Regions from separate parts of the Homo sapiens genome. Here region 1 is linked to region 2. A link is an interaction called in ENCODE POLR2A ChIA-PET data of the cell type or tissue named here. Cell type or tissue: Caco-2. All regions are shown on one strand. Each heading gives the region's core, and the rest is flanking DNA. Links, peaks and the distances in the headings are about the cores only.

The links. ChIA-PET counts read pairs that join two places held together with the same protein. Peaks named below come from ENCODE experiments on the same cell type or tissue, not always from the same donor. Only the 100,000 strongest peaks of a DNase experiment are listed, where the experiment ranks them.
Region 1: POLR2A ChIA-PET joins it to region 2 with 14 read pairs; 4 of 35 experiments call an interaction of 5 or more read pairs at or near these places.

What each region holds. Positions count from the first base shown.
Region 1 is chr18:2,998,453-3,008,736 of GRCh38, reverse strand. All of the region lies in intron 1 of LPIN2 (lipin 2), which reads left to right. Among named protein-coding and RNA genes, the nearest start is that of LPIN2, 9.5 kb to the left of the region's middle. RefSeq lists enhancers at 4,340-4,857, 8,869-9,791, 9,906-10,005, 10,273-10,284. In Caco-2, for the core only: no CTCF peak of the experiment used is centred there; a DNase peak (open chromatin) is centred at 5,736.
Region 2 is chr18:3,173,029-3,183,312 of GRCh38, reverse strand. MYOM1 (myomesin 1) reads left to right here. Exons shown (of 38, transcript NM_003803.4): 6 at 7,179-7,271; 7 at 9,105-9,193; 8 at 9,313-9,375. Among named protein-coding and RNA genes, the nearest start is that of MYOM1, 42 kb to the left of the region's middle. RefSeq lists enhancers at 4,984-5,373, 5,394-5,513. In Caco-2, for the core only: no CTCF peak of the experiment used is centred there; no DNase peak of the experiment used is centred there.

The DNA of each region.
Region 1 (10,284 bases), core at 822-8,821, 170 kb after region 2:
ATAAATAAATACATGAGTAAGTGGGAAGGAGGGAAGGAAGGAAGGATCTAGGTTTAAAAATTATTTGGCTTTGGTGGTTATGACTAAGCTGTATTAGATGAAGGGAGGAGCTAAAGATGGGGAAAGCATCCTTCGGAAACTTTAAAGTTGGAACTGGTAATTTTACTCCGCAAAAAATATATGGTACAAAGTAACTTTGTTAGTGACAGATTGAATTTCTGCATTTACCTATTTCTGAAATAAAATGAAAGGGATAAATGACCTTAGAATATTGATTTAAACTTCTATTTTATTTGAGACAAGGTCTCACTTGGTCACCCAGGCTGGAGTGCAGTGGTGCAATCTCGGCTCACTGCAGCCTCCGCTTCTAGGGCTCAAGCGATCCTCCCACCTCGGACTCCCGAGTAGCTGGGACCACAGGGAGGTGCCACCGTGCCCAGCTAATTTTTGTACTTTTCTGTAGGACAAGGTATCATCATGTTGCCCAGGCTGGTCTCGAACTCCTGGACTCAAGTGATCCACCCACCTTGGCCTCCGAAAGTGTTGGGATTACAGGTGTGAGCCACTGTGCCCAGCCTAAGCATCCGTTTTTAAATTTAAAATAAGATGGTCTCTTTTTATAAAAGGAATCATAATTATAAACAAAAAGTTCATTGGTTAGTATGGGATTGCAGTTTGCCTAGAAGACGTTTTATATACCCCTGACTAAACAGTAGAATTGTATGCTGACCAAGATCGTCCTCATCTATTCAGTGCATTATGATATGACATTTATGGTTCCTGGCAAGATAGGTATGTTCAGCTGCACTGGAGACATGGCTTTAAACTTATTCGGAAAGGGAGGTGTCCAGAATGCAAACAGCTCTTAAAAAGTATTTGGAAATAATTTATTCAATATAAGGTCATCTGATCATTTGATTATATGTTTTGAATTGCCCTCCGGTATGTGCCAGCAAAACCATCAGATCGTTAATATGAATTAGAAGCTCTGATTTGGAGCTGCTTGAATTGTTATGGATATTTTTCCTCACAGTTGAGTCTATAAACTTGTGGTGTTTGTAAAACAATGTGCTTTTCTTATGAGCCAACATAAGTTAAGGAATGTTTGGGCTTAGTTGAAGCATTATAGGGGATATAATATATCTTTTGTTTGTTTTAGGAGGCTGTGTTATTTTTTTCTTTGTAAACACTGAGAGACGTCTGTCCACATATTACATTTCTTTAAACTCTTTTAACAGTATTTTTTAAAATTAATAATAGGTACCTGGATAGGTGTGGTGGCTTACGCCTGTAATCCCAGCACTTTGGGAGGCCCAGGCGGGCGGATCACGAGGTCAGGAGATCGAGACCATCCTGGCTAACACAGTGAAACCCCGTCTCTACTAAAAATACAAAAAATTAGCCAGACGTGGTGGGGGGCACCTGTAGTCCCAGCTACTCTGGAGGCTGAGGCAGGGGAATGGCATGAACCTGGGAGGCGGAGCTTGCAGTGAGCCAAGATAGCACCACTGCACTACAGCCCTGGGCGACAGAGCAAGACTCCATCTCAAAAAAGATAAATAAAAATAAATAACTAACTAAATATAATAGGTACCTATTTGACATAGCTGTAATGTCAATTTACATATGAACTATTCGAGAATAAGAGTTATTTAGAGAAATACTACTTGAGAGAGAGATAAAGCTTTGTTTTTGTTATTTAAAATGTTAAACAAATGCTGTTTTTTTTTTTTTAAAGAGACAAGGTCTCACTTTGTCACTGAGGCTGGAGTGCAGTGGGGCTATCTCAGCTCACTGCAGCCTTGACCTCCCCAGCCCAAGCAATCCTCCTACCTCAGCCTCCCCAGTAGCTGGGACTACAGGCCTGCGCCACCATGCTTGGCTACTTTTTTTTTTTTTTGAGACAGAGTCTCGTTCTGTCGCCCAGGCTGGAGTGCAGCGGCGCGATCTCTGCTCACTGCAAGCTCCGCCTCCCGGGTTCATGCCATTCTCCTGCCTCAGCCTCCTGAGTAGCTGGGACTACAGGCTCCCGCCACCACGCCTGGCTAATTTTTTGTATTTTTAGTAGAGACGGGGTTTCACCGTGTTAGCCAGGGTGGTCTCGATCTCCTGATCTTGTGACCTCCCTGCCTCGGCCTCCCAAAGTGTTGGGATTACAGGCTTGAGCCGCTGCGCCCGGCCCATGCTTGGCTAATTTTTGTATTTTTTTGTAGAGACCAGGCTTCACTATGTTGCCCAGGCTGGTCTCGAACTCCTGGGCTCAAGTGATCTGCCAGCTGTCCTGGGATTACAGGTGTGAGCCACTGTGCCCGGTCAACAAATGCTTTGTAAGAAAGGACTGATCTTCTGTTGCAGGATTTTCTAACTGGCTTAGCTGTTAAAAATAACTTACCTAGGTAGCATTATTTGAAATATAGAAATTTGGCATTTTGGGGTCTTTAATATCTAGTCTATCCACTGACATTCTTAGTCTGTTGTAAAGTGGTGCTGATGCCTTCTACTTAGGAACACTAGGTATTTCGAGGAGGTGTTTAATATTTGTAAAAGATTATCATTATTACAGTTATCTTATTGAACAACTTCTTTAGGCATTTTGCTAAGTTTTTTACGTAAAGTATCTCTCTTAAGTCACAACCACTGTACAAAGTACAGATAATAATGCTGTTTTCTAGGTGAGAACCCTGAAGCTGAAAGAGATTTGCCAGAGGCCACAGCCATGTGGTAGCGATGACCTGCCTCCCCACATTGCCTTGTTCCTATGCTGCCCCACTGCCCAAGGACTCTGACAGTTCCTGTGCATTGCTTTATCATCCCTAAGTCAATTTTAGCGTTTTGTTTTTACTTCATTATGATTATTGTTGTTCATTGTTATTTATAGCGATGAGGTCTTGCTGTGTTGCCCAGGTTGGTCTCAAACTTCTGGGCCCAAGCAGTCTTCCCGTTTCTACCTCCCAAAGTGCTGGGATTGCTGAGTTGGGCCACCACACCTGGCCGTTGTTGTTACGTTTATTAGGTAGAACTGGATAAGCTGTGTGTGTGTGTGTGTGTGTGTGTGTGTGTAAGATAGTGTCTTGCTCTGTTGTCCAGGCTGGAGTACAGTGGCACGATTTCAGCTCACTGCAGCCTGGACCTGCTGGGATCAAGCAATCCTCTTGCCTGTGCCTCCTGAGTAGCTGGGACCACAGGCATGTGCCACCATCCCCGGTTAATTTTGGTTTTAATAGACATAAGGGTCTTGCTATATCAGCTGAGGAAGATCTGAAACTTCTGGGCTCAAGCGATCCTCCCACCTCAGCCTCCCAAAGTGCTGAGGGGGTTACAGGCATGAGCCACTGTGCCCTGCCGAGACACTTTTCTTTTCTTTTTCTTTTTCTTTTTTTTTTTTGAGACGGAGTCTTGCTCTGTCACCCAGGCAGGAGTGCAGTGATGCACGATCTTGGCTCGCTGCAGCCTCTACCTCCTGGGTTTAAACGATTCTCCTGCCTTGGCTTCCCTAGTAGCTGGGATTACAGGCACCTGCCACCAAACGCTGCTAATTTTTGTATTTTTAGTAGAGACAGGGTTTCACCATGTTGGCCAGGCTGGTCTCAAACTCCTGACCTCAAGTGATCCACCGACCTTGGCCTCCCAAAGTGCTGGGATTACAAGTATGAGCCACCGCACCTGGCTGAAGCTTTTCTTTATAGATGTCAGCATCTATAAATTGGTAACAGAGAGATAGCACCTACTTTATAGGAGTGTGGGTTTCTCTGGGTTATTTATGTTTTCAAAGGCAATTGTGTCAAGGAGAGAAATACCAGCCGGGAAGATGGGGAGGTGATGTGGCCCTACCATGCCTACTTGGTGCACTTTGGAATGAGTTGGACAAGGTAAACCTGATGTTCTTTGGCCTGTGTTTCACAGCATGAGCATATCGCTGGGCTGAGACTGGATGGAATGTCTAAGCTGTATTTCTCATACAACATGATCCCTAAAACAACCTAAATATTGCTCTCGGGCTCATCCTGATAGGAAGGTGACTAAAGGTGTTGGGGAGGAGGAAATGGGCTCAGTGGGACTATGTGAGACGTGGTATGTCAGTATCCAACATGGTGCCTTCTTCAAGGATTTTCCCTCGTAATTTTGACGGTTCCTGATTTGAGTAAGTGTACACTGTGACTCCTGGGTTACATGGCACTGGACTGTGAGTAGAAGGATCCTTAAGTTAAACAGTTTCAGAGCTGAATAGAGCTTCCAGTCTTTTATTCTGTTCAGTATCGGGGGAACCAGCCCCCAATATTTTAATATAGGTTCTTTCTGTTTTCCCTAAGTGTTGGCCGGTCTGAGAAATAGACAGAGTACAAAGAGAGGAATTTCACAGCTGGGCCTCTGGGGGTGACATCACATATTGGTAGGACCGTAATGATGACCCCGAGCCCCAAACCAGCAAGTTTTTATTAGGGATTTTAAAAGGGGAGGGGGTGTATGAACAGGGAGTAGGTCACAAGGATCCCATGCTTCAAAGGGCAATAAGATCACAAGGCAAAGGCAAAATTAGAATTACTGATGAGGGTCTATGTCCTGCTGTGCACATATTGTCTTGATAAACATCTTAACAGGAAACAGGGTTCAAGAGCAGAGAACCAGTCTGACTAGAATTTACCAGGCTGGAATTTCCCAATCCTAGTAAGCCTGAGGGTACTGTAGGAGACCAGGGCGTATTTCAGTCCTTATCTCAACTGCATAAGACAATCCCAGAGCGGCCGTTAATAGACCTCCCCCCAGGAATGCATTCCTTCCACACGGTATCAATTATTAATATTCCTTGCTGGGAAAAGAATTCAGCGATATCTCTCCTACTTACACGTTCATTTATAGGCTCTCTGCAAGAAGAAAAATATGGCTGTATTCTGCCCGACCCCGCAGGCAGTCAGACCTTATGGTTATCTTCCATTGTTCCCTGAAAATTGCTGTTATTCTGTTCTTTTCAGGGTACAGTGATTTCATATTGTTCAAACACACGTTTTACAATCAGTTTGTACAGTAGTGGTCCTGAGGTGACGTACATTCTCAGCTTATGAAGATAACGTGATTAAGAGATTAAAGTAAAAACAGACATAAGAAATTATAAGATGATTATTAGGGAAGTGACAAAAGTCCATGAAATCTTCACAATTTATGTTCAGAGACTGCAGTAAAGACAGGCTTAAGAAGTTATAAAGGTATTAATTTTGGGAACTGATAAATGTCCATGAAATCTTCACAATTTATGTTCTTCTGCCTCGGCTCCTGCTGGTCCCTCTGTTTAGGGTCCCTGACTTCCTGCAACAGTTCAGAAATCCAGGTCCCATCACATTGTTGGTAGCCAGTGGAAACCCCTAATACAAGTGAGTATCTGAATTCTTTTTGAGCAGATCTGTCTTTTGAACTAGTGCTTTCTTCACTGTATCATTTGACTCACTTGGTAACTACATCTGCAGATGAGCTCCCCGCTAATGGAGTTTTAGTGGTGCTTTACTTAGTGTAATTGAATAAATGAATGATACATCAGCTCTGATGAAGAACCTTTCATTAAATAGAAATATACTCATAGACCTTTGGGAATTCCCAAATTCATGAATATACTTTTGATGTATCATTTACTCAGTTGTCTCTTTTGTAATAGGGAGATAACAATACCTACTTGACAGGCTGGTTCTGAGGATTAAATGAGGTCATATGTTAAACTGGAGCCCGCATCCACCTCTAGGTCTTACTAGGCCAGAGAAGCCAGTGTTGAGAGAGTCATAGGACAAAGGGCGAAAGGTGAATGAATGAACATTCCTCTTGTCCCGAAGTAGCTGATAGTGTCATAGAGGAATCAAGTAGGTCTGCTTCTGCGTAAAGCAGGGTTTTATGAATCAGGGACAGGGAGGGACTTAGAAGGGAGTACTGCTTGAGCGATTGTGGGAAAGTCTGAGGAACTGTCTTGGAGTTAGCTCTGGGCTTATATTTTTAATGTGAGAATTTACTGTTTAGTTAAAAGCTTGTTTTTATCTCAAAGAAAAACATTGTTTAATGTGTTTGCTTAGAATTTCTTTCTTGACCCAGAAAGAAATTTCTTTATTCTCATAGTGCCAAAGTTAGAAATCTTGTATACAAATGTTATGCACAACATGTGTTTATAAATGTAATCCTTAAGATTTTTCCATCATTTCATCTATGGCTGCATGAATTTTGTTAATGTGTGGGCCTGTAGGAGGGACCTTATCTTTGTGTTTAGAATGGGACGTCTAGAAAGCACAGTTGTCTATACCTAGTGTATTGCAGGTGAGCGTTTGACTAAAATTTAAAAATCTGCTGATTAGTTCATAAGGCCTCTAATGTTTTTCTATAAGCTTGAATAATTGATTTTCATTAGAATGGACACTAATTTTCTTAGCTTATAAAACTACATGAAATGTTATTCTCTGCCAGTTGAAAAACGTAGGTACTGGTATACCTATGTTGTTATGGTGGGTTTTTTTTTTTTTTTTTTTTTTGGTCTTTTGAAGGTCATCCTTTTAAATGCTGGCTGAATCTTTCAGTGCTATCCTTGTCATCAAATGGAAATGGACCTTCCCCCTGTAAGTGTGGTATCTTCATGACAGTCAAGAAATAGGACTTTTGTTTTAGGACATCTCCCTGTCCCAAGTGAATTAACTAGATAACTTTGTTGTATTTAAATTTCCTGGTTTGTTTGTTTTGTCTTACTAATGAGACATACCTACAGGTCAGATGGACCATAGGTGCTGATCCTGAGAGTTGGAAAGGAACTTTTCCTAATTAAAAGCAAAACAAAAAAAGCCTTACAATGCTTATATTTGCTTGGTGTTCCTATTTTCCTTCCCTTAAGTAGTTTTCATTTCTGTAAATGTGATTCTTATTCATTAGGCTATATCACATAATAGTTCTATTTATCTTTTAAAATCTTAAGTATTTATTTTTATATGTAATTTAAACATTTAAGTACATAGTACTGTGAGGTTTATTATGAAAAACCCCAGTTCTCTTTCTCACAGCTGATTACTGCTCCCTAGCAAAAGCCCCTTTCATTTCTTTTCTGTGCTTGTGGGATTTGATTCCATGCTTGTATGCATACACTACTGTAGCTTGTTTTTTTCATTTTAGACCTTCTCTATTGATTTCCTACGCTGCAAGATGAAGGTTCATCTCTTATATAACCCTCCTCTCACACGCACAATTCTTTATACTAAGCTCTCAATACCATTTTCTAATTTTCTTAATATTCATTGTTTATATTTTCATGGCTAAATATTGCTTACAGCTGAGCATATGCAGTGATTTTTATTTCTTTGCCAGTTCAAATTTTTCTTTTCTCTGGAGTCAACAATTATTTTATTGGTTTACATTTCTTAGTACCAGTCACAAATTCAGGCCCCCAGTTTCTGATAGGACTACAGAACTCTGCAGTCAACACCTCACTCATCCTGAATCCCAGTAATTTTCTGTGTTGGATTCTGAGTCCTGGATTACACATTGTCTTCTCTCTTGGCATGCCTCCTCATTTTGATGGAGCACATCCTCTAGCAGCTTTTTGAGAAAGGGTTTACAGGGAGGAAATTCTTTGAGAGCTTACGTGTCTGAAAATGTCTTTATTTGAGCCTCCTACCCAACTGATAGGCTAGCTATAGAATGCTAGAATGGAAATAGTTTTCCTTTAGAATTGTTACTTTTGAGAAGTTACCTTTTTTTGAGAAGTCTCAAGTCTTTTTAATTTCTCTCTCTCTCCCTCCCTCTCCCCCCTCTTTTTCCCCATTTTCCTATCCTTTCCCCCCTACCCATTTTTTTTAGCACCTTTCTTTGTTTCTTTTTAAAGTATCTCATTACCATCTCTTGATGAAGCACCTTGGTTTGGGATTTGCCATCTCAGTTTTTGGACGAGACACAGTCTCTTAGGAGGGAACACGGGAAGTACCCACCTTACCTGGCTTCACAGTGAATCCTTACCCCTGGCCTTGTTTCGTTACTTAGACCTGGCTAGCAGGCCCTATGTCACCAGAGTCTCCGCAGGCCAGAGGGCATAAAAACACCCAGAGACTGTAGTGGGTATTTATCAATCCTGGTGAGGCCTCTCCCCACAGGTAGAATCATCTGTAGCTGTGTACACTCATGATGTTGGGGAAGTAGCTGGCACTACGTGCCGTACATCTGATGGAGGGCATGGTGTGTATCCTGCTTTGTGTAGTCGTGCCCATATGGTGATTTTGGAATCCTTTGTGTAGCCTTTAACGTTGTCTATTATTAGCATGTTTCTGTCGTGACTGCCATAGGTGGAGCCCACAACAGTGCAGGTGTTTCTTTATCCTTTGAGCTGGGCACCTGGTGGGAACTTTCAATTTGGAAAATCATGTTTCTGACGCCAGGAAATTTCTTGTATGATTTATTTGATAATATCCAACTCCTGCCTTTCCCTACCTTTTTTTCCTCTCCTGTTTCTGTACTTTAAAAAGTCTACAAGTCAGATATTGGGGCCATTTTGGATTGATGCTCTGATATTCATCTTTTTCCTCCTTTTGCCCATTCCTTTATCCTTGTTGGATTTACTGGGAGATCTGCTTTCTACATTTTCTCCTTCTCCTCCTCCTCCTCCTCCTCCTTCTTCCCCTCCTTCCCCTCTTTCCCCTCTTCCTCCTTCTCCTCTTCCTCCTCCTCCTCCTCTTCTTCTTTTTAAAAGAAAAAAAAAAACAAAACAGAGATAGGGTCTCACTAATGTTGCCCAAGTTGGTCTTGAACTTCCAGCCTTAAGTGATCCTCCCACCTCAGCCTCCTGAAGTGCTGGGATTACAGGTGAGACCCACCGTGCCTGGCTATTTTTTAATTTTTGTAGAGACAGGGTCTTGCTGTGTTTCCCAGGCTGGTATTTATTCTCCAACCCTTCTATAGAATGTCTTAATTTTACAATTGTGTGTTAATTTCCAAGAGCGCTTTCTCATTCTTGGATGTTTATTTTTATTAGCGTCCTCTCCTAGCTGCTGGTGGGTTGCTGGCAGCCTTTGGCGTTCCTTGGCTTGCAGATGCATCACCCCAATCTCTGCCTTTATATTCACATGGCGTTCTTCTGTGTGCATGTCTGTCTCTCTGTCCAGATTTCCTCTTTTTTTTTTTTCTTTTTGAGACGGAGTTTCTCTCTGTCACCCAGGCTGGAGTGCAGTGGCGTGATCTTGGCTCACTGCAAGCTCCGCCTCCCGGGCCATGCCATTCTCCTGCCTCAGCCTCCTGAGTAGCTGGGACTACAGGCGCCTGCAACCGCGCCCGGCTAATTTTTTTTTTTTTTTGTATTTTTAGTAGAGACGGGGTTTCACCATGTTAGCCAGAATGGTCTCGATCTCCTGACCTCGTGATCCGCCCGCTTTGGCCTCCCAGAGTGCTGGGATTACAGGCGTGGGCCACGGCGCCTGGACCAGATTTCCTCTTTTTATAAGGACATCAGTCCTACTGGATTAGGGCCAGCCTTAATGACCTCGTTTTAACTTGAATACCTCTGTAAAGATCCCCTTTCCAAATAAGGTCACATTCTGAGCTACCAGAGGTTAGGAGTTCAGCGTTTCTTTTTTGGAGGATATACTTCAACCCAAACAGTGGGTTTTGAGAGTGGGGATAACACATGTGACATCCTCTGGGTTTAACAGGATGTCTAGTTAGAGCAATATTTTTAAAGATGCTTTTAGTTACACCTATCTTCACTAATGATCAGAAAGAAACTCTTAGGAAGTAATTTTTAGATTACAACTGGAGATTTTTGTTCAGACTTGTGACTGCCAAAATTTCTGCATGTTCCTGAATGTTTAATGACAGTATCTGAGTTGTCTCATTTTCACTCTTGGTTTGTTTCTAAAGTCATTTGAAGGTTGGCAAAATGACTAAAGAAAGAACAGCAGTAGTGTCTTATGAGAAAGTAAACCGTATCTATATCCTGGCATAGTTTCGTGAACATGTTAGCCAGGTTCTCATCATGCTCTGTCCCTCCATGTTATACTCTATTTCTTTTTTCAGATATGAGCCTTCTTGGAGCTTTGTTGCTTAAAAAAAAATCTGTCATGTATTTTCCTGTTCTGGGCTCTACAACGCTTTTCTTTCCTTAAAAGTGGCTCTTCCTGCTCTTCCTCCCTCTCTTCAGGGAGCAGCACCCTCTTTTATTTCCTTTATAATAGTTGTCCCAGCCTAACATATGTTGTTGTTGTTGTTTTCTCCCTCCCCACATTAGAATATAACCACTACAAGGGCAGGTACCTTGTCAGCCAAGTTCACTGCTTGATCCCCAGC
Region 2 (10,284 bases), core at 876-8,875:
TGCAGTACCGTCCTATTCCCAACTCGCTCTGACAGCAGCAGGGAGCCTGTCTAAGCACTGGCCTCGGTAGAAAAGTTAGTTACAGGCCGGGCGTGGTGGCCCACGCCTGTAATCCCAGCACTTTGGGAGGCCGAGTCGGGCGGATGACCTGAGGTCGGGAGTCCGAGACCAGCCTAACCAACATGGAGAGACCCTGTCTCTACTAAAAATACAAAATTAGCCGGGTGTGGTGGAGCATGCCTGTAATCCCAGCTACTGGGGAGGCTGAGGCAGGAGAATCGATGGAACGCGGAAGGCGGAGGTTGCGGTGAGCTGAGATCACGCCACTGCACTCCAGGCAGCCTGGGCAACAAGAGCGAAACTCTGTCTCAAAAAAAAAAAAAAAAAAAAAAAAAAAAAGAAGAAAGAAAAGTTAGTTGCAGAGGATGCTGCTGCACCCCTACCGTGAAGCTGGCCATCCTGCAGGAGGACTCTGTCGACATAGAAGGGAAAATACATATGTAGTGAAAAAAATTAAAGTTTTAAAATTTAATAGGGTACATTTATGTAATAACTTGTATAATAAGAGTCTTTCTGTTTAAAGGGGGAAGAAAAAAGCATTTATGTTTGTTTTTGTTTTATTTGCATAATGAAATTCTGGAAGGATATGGAAGAACCCAAGAAAAGCTATTGACCCTGAGGGGGAGCCTTGTCAAAGGGACAAAAGTTCTAGGAAGTTACCAGGAAGGGTTCACTGTGCACCCTTAGTTCTTTCTGGTTCTTGAACCATGTAAACGTATTACCTAGTCAGATTTTAAACATTATGTGAAATAGTGGAGAAGGAAAAAGTTTTCTTTAAAAGGAGAGAATAGTGTTAATTGTATACTTTTTATTATTATTATAATACTTTAAGTTCTAGGGTACATGTGCACAACGTGCAGGTTTGTTACATATGTATACATGTGCCATGTTGGTGTACTGCACCCATCAACTCGTCATTTACATTAGGTATATCTCCCAATGCTATCCCTCCCCCTCCCCTCACCTCATGACAGGCATACTTTTTAAAGAGCAGGATTCATTTGGGTTTCTGGCCTGAAGCCTAGATTGAATTTGTCCATGGAAATCTTGATTGTAGCCTGCAGGAAGATCAGGAAAACTCATTGGAGCAATGTGTTGGTATCAGTGTGTACCTGTCATTCACTCACTCGGCACTCATGTTTTCATATCTATATGTTGGACACTGGACTAGATCCTCAAGCAAAGCATTTATAATACATGTTTAAAATTCTTCAGTTTCAGCCAGGCGCGAGGGCTCACGCCTGTAATCCCAGCTCTTTAGGAGGCCGAGTCGGGCGGATTACCTGAGGTCCAGAGTTCGAGACCAGCCTGGCCAACATGGTGAAACTCCATCTGTACTAAAAGTACAAAAATTAGCCGGGTGTGGTGGCAGGAACCTGTAGTACCAGCTACACAGGAGGCTGAGGCAGGAGAATTGCTTGAATCTGGGAGGTGGAAGTTGCAGTGAGTGAGATCGCACCACTGCGCTACAGCCTGGGGGACAGAGCAAGACCCTGTCTCAAAAAAAAAAAAAAAAAAAATTATTCAGTTTCACCCAAAGGTCGTTGTCAAATAGATACTTAAAGAAATGTGTCATTAAGCCCATTATAATAATTCAAAACCTAGGAATAAAATAGTTACAAAGGCAGAGATTCAGAAAACTCTTCTATTCTCACAAATTATGAGGGTTTGTAAATTTCATAATAGAATCATGCATTGAGTTTATTTTCAAGATTAGAATTATTAATCACATATTCAAATTTAGCAGTTACTACCATATTATCATAGAAAAAACAGCTTATATTTAAAATGGTTAACACAAATTATTTACAATTTACAACAGTTTTCCAACATAAGGATTTGGAGTTTTACTTTGGATTTTTCTTATTTACTTAATTCCAAAATCTATCCCAATGGGATCTCTCTCTCTCTCTCAATCTCTCTCAGATAGTTTTTAAAGTGGGTCTAGAGTGATTTACTCAAAACAGGTTGGATTATAAGCAGCAATCTCATTTGTGGTGAGATTCAGTATATTAAAGATCATCTTTGGCCGGGCGTGGTGGTTCATGCCTGTAATCCCAGCACTTTGGGGGCCGAAGCAGGCAGATCACCTGAGGTCAGGAGTTTGAGACCAGCCTGGCCAACATGGTGAAAGCCCATGTCTACTAAAAATACAAAAAGTAGCTGGACGTGGTGGCACGCTCCTATAGTCCCAGCTACTTGGGAGGCTGAGGCAGGGGAACCACTTGAACCCGGAAGGCGGAGGTTGCAGTGAGCACAGATCGTGCCACTGCTCTTCAGCCTGGGTGACAGAGTAAGTAAGACTCCGTCTCAAAAAAAAAAAAAAAGATCATCTCGGTGTGCATTATTTGTGGGTAGAAAATAATTTTTGTGAAGTCTTTTGCTTGATCATGCTTTACACTGCCAAAGAGCTTTTACTGTGACCCCATACTATAAACTCGGCCCAACATCCAAACTGACATTTGTCTGGGAGAATTGTGTGTTTTACACACATAAAGGAAATGTCACTGGAAAAACTTATAGTATACTGAAAGCTCATTAGCAATTCATAGACATTACATAAAAATGATAAGGGAGATAGTATACATCTGAATATTCACAGGGATTTAAGAAAGCTTTTGATATGTAATCCCAGGGTGTGGATTAACCTCCAAAATTAGCCGATGACTACTCAGCTTGGAATTTCATGTTCTAGAAATAACAAGCTGTGAAGTATATACAGAACAGGCCCCAAATCCTTCTTTTCTTCCCTGACTTAAAGCTAAAGATAGCCAGTCTCAAGTGACTGCAAACCTAAATGCCTCACTGGGTGGAATTCTTTGGAGAATAGAATCAAATACCTTTCTGACTTAATCCTTGACCACCGCTTTAAATGAAGAATTTCTCACATTGGTATCTGGAGCTCCAGAGAAAAGACTACAAGCTCTGCAGTCAAAGTGATGTGTGGTGTGTGTGTATTTTAAACCCATTTCTCTTGCCATGTGGTGATAATAGAAAAGTTGTTAGCTGGGGAAAAGGTATTAGGGTGCTAAATTGAGTAGTAATGGAAAGAAAGGATGGTGAAGCAACTATGGGAGCTGCAAAATAGTTTTTTATTTTATTTTTAAAAATTCATTTTTTACAGTCATGGAGTCTTGCCATGTTACCCAGCTGGTCTCGAACTCCTGGCCTCAAACGATCCTCCTGCTTCAGCCTCCCAAAGTTCTGGGATTACAGGCATGAACTGCCACTGCTGACCTGCAGAATACTTTGTAATGAAAATTTTATAGAGATATGAGCAATACTTTTGATCCGAAGCCGAATTGAGTGTCACTGAGTCATTTGGTCAAACAGCACATGTCACAGCCGTTGGTATCACAGCGCTTTTCTTAGGCAAAGAGGAACCACTGAAAACCCTCCAGCACAAGAAAGAGCAGAGCCAGAGTGAGCTTGAGTCCAGTGTGAAATTACCTAAACCAATTATAGAAGAAGAGCATGCCAATTAACATGTTCTACCCTGTACTTCATCTAAACGGGGAATGCGGGAGATTAGAAGTGGCCAGTGGATTTCTTTTTCCAGGCCATCTCTGATCAGATAGTCCTGTCTGCTCGAGCCATGTTGAGACAGCTGTCTGAAGCTGCTGGCAGGAAATAGCACTGCATCAACTTGCAGGGTCTTCTGTGTTTGGAGAAGGTTATGTTGCTGCACCTGCCACACAGCTGCGATTCTTAAGCCAGTCCCACCCTCTCCATTTCACATCTGAGGGAACTGAGACTGTCAACTTACTTTCTTCGTGTGCATTTATTTAAAATCATCCAACTTTGGGAGGCTGAGGCAGGGGGATCGCTTGAGCCCAGGAATTTGAGACCAACTTGAGCAACATAGTGAGACCTCATCGCTATTTATTTAAAATAAAATCATCCATATCATGACATATATGCTTGTCAGAACTCTGTTCTCTCAGACAAAAAATTATGAAGCTACAATTAATCTATTGCATTACGTGCTAATTCTGTTCAACCAAATTTAACCAATTCTGAGCGCCTGCTGTTTGCCCATGACTCATTCTTCCTCAGGAGTAGGAATAGAAGTAAATGTGGATCAGGCCAGGCACAGTGGCTCATGGCTGTAATCCTAGCATTTTGGGAGGCCGAGGTGGGAGGATTGCTTGAGCCCAGGAGTTTAAGACCAGCATAGGCAACATAGCAAGAGCCTGTCTCTACAAAAAATAGAAAAAATTAGCTGAGTGTGGTGGTGCACACTTGTAGTCCCAGCTACTTGGTAGTCTGAGGTGGGAAGATTGCTCGAGCCTGGGAGGTGGAGGTTGCAGGGAGCTATAATCACACCATTGCACTCCAGCATGGGAGACAGAGCGAGACACTGTCTCAAAAAAAAAAAGTAAATGTGGATCAGACACAATCCCAACCTCAAAGGTTTGGCAACATAATAGAAGAGACACATATCCAACCATAATTTTGATAAATGTTATATTTAGTAACTTGAAGCAAGGAACCCTGATGCAGAGAGGCAGGAACGATTCATACTGTGTCATATTTTAGGGAAGAGTTTATTGAAGAAGTTGCATTTGATCTGAATCTTGAAGGATGAGTTCGGGTTCTGTTATATGGAGGAGAGTGTTTGTTTGTTTTAAGTGTAGAAAATGAATAACGTGCTTTAGGGACGGAGGGGTGTATGTGTATGTGAGAGAGAGAGCTGGGGAAAGGAAGGAGCTGACTGAAGCCAGTATTCTTCCTTCCTCTCCCTTTCCATCATGTTCCCTACTCCCAAACCTCCTTATGATCGTGTCCACAAGTCTGAAGAAATGAAATGCAGACAGAACAATTGGAAAATGGAAGCATCATGTGGGTCAGCAGCCAGGCTGCCGGTTCAAATCCCTCCTCTGCTGTTCCTGGCTGTGTGACTGGGCAAGTTCCTGAAACCCCCATGCCTTGGTTTCTTCATCTGGAAAATGAGGTTAAAAACAGCACTATCTCATACGGTGGTTGTGAGAACTGAACTTACCAATGTATGCATAAAGCGCTTAGAGCATTGCCTGGCTCATAGTCAATTCTCTGTGTCAGCTATGTTAATCAGGGTTATTGACGTCATCTGTGCGTGCGAAGTGGGCTGTCTGAAAGGGAAACAAGTGAAACCCAGTTCCTCTTTTGGGCAGAAAATGGTTTAAGTAGAAAAGCCTGGTCCAGCACCATAGCCACTGGCTACTGAGAACATGAGGAAGTGGTGAAGAATCCAGGCGCCACGTACAGACCCAGAAGACAGGGTCCCAGGGAGAGGCCCGCCTGCGTAGTCCACTCTCCGAGGGCTGTGAGGCTTAACCAGATATGGAACAGTCAGAAAAAGGGAGGCTTTCAGCTCTTACTTGTCAGAAGTTTCCTTTCATGATTTATATTATAAATTCTTCCAAGGCAAGAGCCATGTTTGTTTATGACATTGAATAAAACACTTAAATATAATGATCGTTCAATACAATGATATTGCAGGCCGAGCATAGTGGCTCACACCTGTAATCCCAGCACTTTGGGAGGTCAAGGCAGGTGGATGACCTGAGGTCAGGGGTTCGAGATCAGCCTGACCAACATGGTGAAACCCCATCTGTACTAAAAATACAAAAAACTAGCCAGGCGTAGTGGCCGGTGCCTGTAATCCCAGCTACTGGGGAGGCTGAGGCAGGAGAATCACTTGAACCCGGGAGGTGGAGTTTGCAGTGAGCCAAGATGATGCCATTGCACTCCAGCCTGGGCAACAAGAGTGAAACTCTGTCTCAAATAATAATAATAATAATAATAATAATAATAATAATAATAATGATATTGCTTCTAACAACATGCAAGAATGTTAGCAGGAAGAATGTTTTGCTCTCATCCTACACAGATAGCCAGCAATAAAACCCCCAACAGAAAGCCTTCCTCTCTGTTACATCAATAGTGGTCAACTTTTTAAAAAGCTTATTTATGTATTTATTTGTTTTATTTATTTTTAAAAAGCTTATTTGTTTGTTTGTTTTATTTATTTTAAGACACGGTCTCACTCTGTTGCCCAGGCTGGAGTGCAGTGGTGCGATCATAGCTCACTGCAGCCTCAGCCTCTCAGGCTCAAGCTATTCTCCCACTGCAGCCTCCAAAGTAGTTGGGACTACAGGTTTACACTCAGCTAATTTTTTGTAGTTTTTGTAGATTCAGGGTCTTGCTTATTGCCCAGGCTGGTCACAAACTCCTGGCCTCAAGTGATTCTTCCACTTCAGCCTCCCAAAGTGCTGGGATTACAGGAATTACATGCATAAGCCACCATGCCTGGCCTAAAACCTTTTAAATTATAATATAACATGCACACAAAAAGTGTGCATATTATATACTGCAAATTTTTTTTTTTCGAGATGGAGTCTCACTCCGTCGCCCAGGCTGGAGTGCAGTGGCACAATCTCAGCTCACTGCAACCTCCGCCTCCTGGGTTCAAACAATTCTTGTGCCTGAGCCTCCTGAGTAGCTGGGATTACAGGTGTGTGCTACCATGCCTGGCTAATTTTTAGTATTACTAGTAGAGATGGTATTTCACCACGTTGGCCAGGCTGGTCTCAAACTCCTGACCTCAAGTGATTTGCCCGCCTCGGCTTCCCAAAGACTGCACACTTTTACAAATGAATTGCTTTAGTGAATTTTTGTAGATTGCACACACCCATGTAACTGACACCCAAATCAATAAACATTATTGACACCCAAGAAGCCTCCTTCTTGCGTCCCAACACACTACTGATTTCTAGTAGCATTAATTAGTTTTTTGTTTTTGTATTCTATATAAAAGCAATCATTCTGCTGTGCACTGTTTTGTAACTGGCTTTTTTCGGTAACTATGTTACATGATATTCAGCCATATTGCTGTGAATCGTCAACATTTTTCATGTAAGTTTATAGAGGAGGGGAAAGCACTTCATCAAGAAGTGTGATGTATTGCTGGTGCACTTCACGTAAGCCAATATGATTTACATTTATTTAATCGATGCTGCTGCTACCCTCAGTGCCCTGTTTACAGATGTTCCTGCAAGAACAAGAATTGTGTGTGTGTTTAATCATGAAGTTGTTTACACTTCAACTTACTTCATTTTGTTTCCATTCTGTTATAGGTATAAAAACCAGGTGCCAATAAATGTCCATGCAAACCCTGGAAAGTATATTATTGAGAGTCGATATGGGATGCACACTCTGGAGATTAATGGGTAAGAGAACATTAGTGTCCATGTGTTGCTCACCATTGCTCAGGGAGGCTTCTCACCCCTGCAGTTAACAGCCACTCTCCCCACTTCATCCCAATGCTGTGTGATCACACTGAGGGACATTCGTATACGGTGCTTCTCTGGGTGCACACCTGAAAGTGATATGTATGACTGATCCTTACCATACCCACACTACCTCCCAAAGTGATTTTATATTTGGATTCGGTCAAAGATGATGAGAAAAAAACCAATTTGCATGTTTTTATTTATCTTTTTATATACTTGGGAATTTTTCTTAGATGTAAGTAAGAAAAATATGTTGCATAAAGAGGCATTTATATTCAGTAATCATTTCAGAGTCCCAAATCAATATCATCATCACAGTCTCTTGTTTTTAATAACTAAAGGCCATGGAGATCCGGGTAGGTGGCATTGAATGTGGGCTAAACTTGGAGATAATGTTCTTTCCTTCAGCTTGCCAGGAACCATGGGAAAGTATGCACTCTGTCAATCTGTGTATGTGAAGCAGGCTAGACATTGAGATGTTTGAGCTTAAAGTAAAATCCAAAGCAAAATTTGAAAACGAAACCTACATCAAAATTCCTAAGTTCCCAAATGTTTATTTTGCCTCCCAAGATGATTTTGAAATTCAAACCTAATTAGGTCAATGAAAAGCTAAACAAGTTCCCAGAATTTTCAGTTTAGATAAAACCATGATGTGCCTAAGTGTCAAGGTGAAATTTATACCATTCATTCTCAGGAGACTTATAGCCTTCTCCTCAGATCAGAGGAGTTGGCCAAATGATGCTAGGACCCTGTGCCATTTGCCAGGCACTGACCCTGACCCAAAGTCAGGTCAGTTCTGCCAGTGGGTGGTTCTGCTAAAGCAACAGTGAGCTATGTGGTTACTTTCAAAATTAAGTAGTTATGAGAAGGGCAACTGTGTTTGCCTTGCTGGGGTTCTATTGATGTCTGTAAAATTTCAGCAAGAAAAAAAATTTACACAAATGAAACTAAACCCCGAGAAACAATGAAGAACACGAGAAACTGGTAATGATAAGACATAAAACAACCTGCTTTGAAACCTTAGCCTCTTCATCTCTCCATGAAACCATTCTCTCCCTAATGGTCCATTTTTATAAGAATTCCAGTTTCTGTATTATAACTTAGAAGAACATCCAAATGGCGCTTCTTGTGTGCTGTGAGCTGAAATTCCAAGTATGGCCTGAACCTTAGTGGAAATGAAGTGTAAATAACTTAGATGAGCTTTGAAGCTAGAACACATAGACCAACGTGGCTCAGGGAGGTTGTGGGAATCTACACGGAGGGACTGCTTCTTTCTCTTCCCTATTTCCTGGTTGCCCCCAGACTGAAACCCACCACAAGGGCAGGACAGCAGGAAAGCCACGCCCTCCAGTGTGCCTCTGGGTAGTTACTTGCTACAAAGGTACACGCCTGCACATTTTCTCCTCCCAATGCAACTTTAGACAAGTAAGCGGATCACAATGCTGTTCACTCTATAATTTATGTGCCTAGCACTTGGTTGACTTTTTTTTTTGACATTTTAAATGAACCCAGGCTAGGGTCACAGTGAACTATAGGTGTTCTCTCCCCAGTCTATGCTGCTGGCATGAAACTGCAGTAGATCACTTGGACTAGGTAATATCCCACAGGTAGCTAGATCAGAGACAAATAGCTGTACCAGGAGAACCAAAGAGCCATGTGTTAGCCACTGATTTGCAGGGGGCTGTGATAGCAAAGAGTTCCTTGATAGAACAGCTAGTAATTACAAGGATTGTCACTACGATGGATATTCATTTCCGTCTGTTCTTTCAGATGTGATTTTGAAGATACAGCTCAGTACCGGGCCTCGGCGATGAATGTTAAAGGAGAGCTTTCGGCATATGCTTCAGTTGTGGTAAAAAGTAGGTTTGCTAGATTTGTTTTCTTCAAAGTGTGTGTGTGTTTTTAAAAATTTCTTCCCATGGTTTTAAAATAAATCGATCACAAAGCAGTTCACATGCGTTTCTGTTTTCTTCTCTAGGGTATAAGGGAGAGTTTGATGAGACTCGCTTCCACGCTGGGGCTTCCACCATGCCCCTCAGCTGTAAGTTTAAAAACACATTTACTAAGTGTCACCTCTATGTAAAATATGGCATAATAAGTTAGCCCATAATGCTGAAATAAATGCATACTATATATAACATAGTATATGCTAGGTTGGATGTAGTAGGTACCTGTGGTTATTTTATTTACTTATTTTTTTAGATTTTTTGGTTACTGTTCTCTTTCTGAATCGAATTGCTTTGTGCTGGTTTTATGAAAGCCCAGATATGATGGGCTAAAAATAGCAAATGTTTTTACATCTTTCTGGGTTAAACTGCGAAAGATCATTATGCAAACCTGGGCAGAACGACTTAACCAAACACACACACACACACACACACACACACACACACACACACACACACGAGTCTGGACTATATCAAAGCGCTCTTTCTCACCCTTAAATATCCAGATGGGCATCACTTCCTTGAGAAAGCAGGTCTGACCCCCACTGCCGCCCCTACACCCTACCCAGTCAGGGTTAGGTGTCCTGGGTGAGGCCATGGCACCTCATCGGAGCGTCAGTGAGGCTGTACACTGTTACCTGTTGTGTGTCAGTCTCTCTCACTGGTCCATGAGCCACTTGAAGGCAAGGTTGGGCCTGCCACAGAGTGGGTATTCAATAATGAAATGAATAAATAAATGCATTAAGTTATAAAGTACAATCTAAAATGAAGTCTAAATATGATTAAATAAAAACCTATTAAAAATATTCTGGTCAGTAGTAATTTACAAATTTGTGAATGTCAGTCATTTCATTTACATCAGAACTTCTATTTATGAGAAGCAATAAAAGTAAAATCTTTATGGTTGTTGAAATAATTATATACTTACAGTGGTCAGACTAAAAAAGGTAGTCAAGCCCTAATTTGGTTTTCAAACATTAAAAAATTAGTGGTAGTTTTGAAAA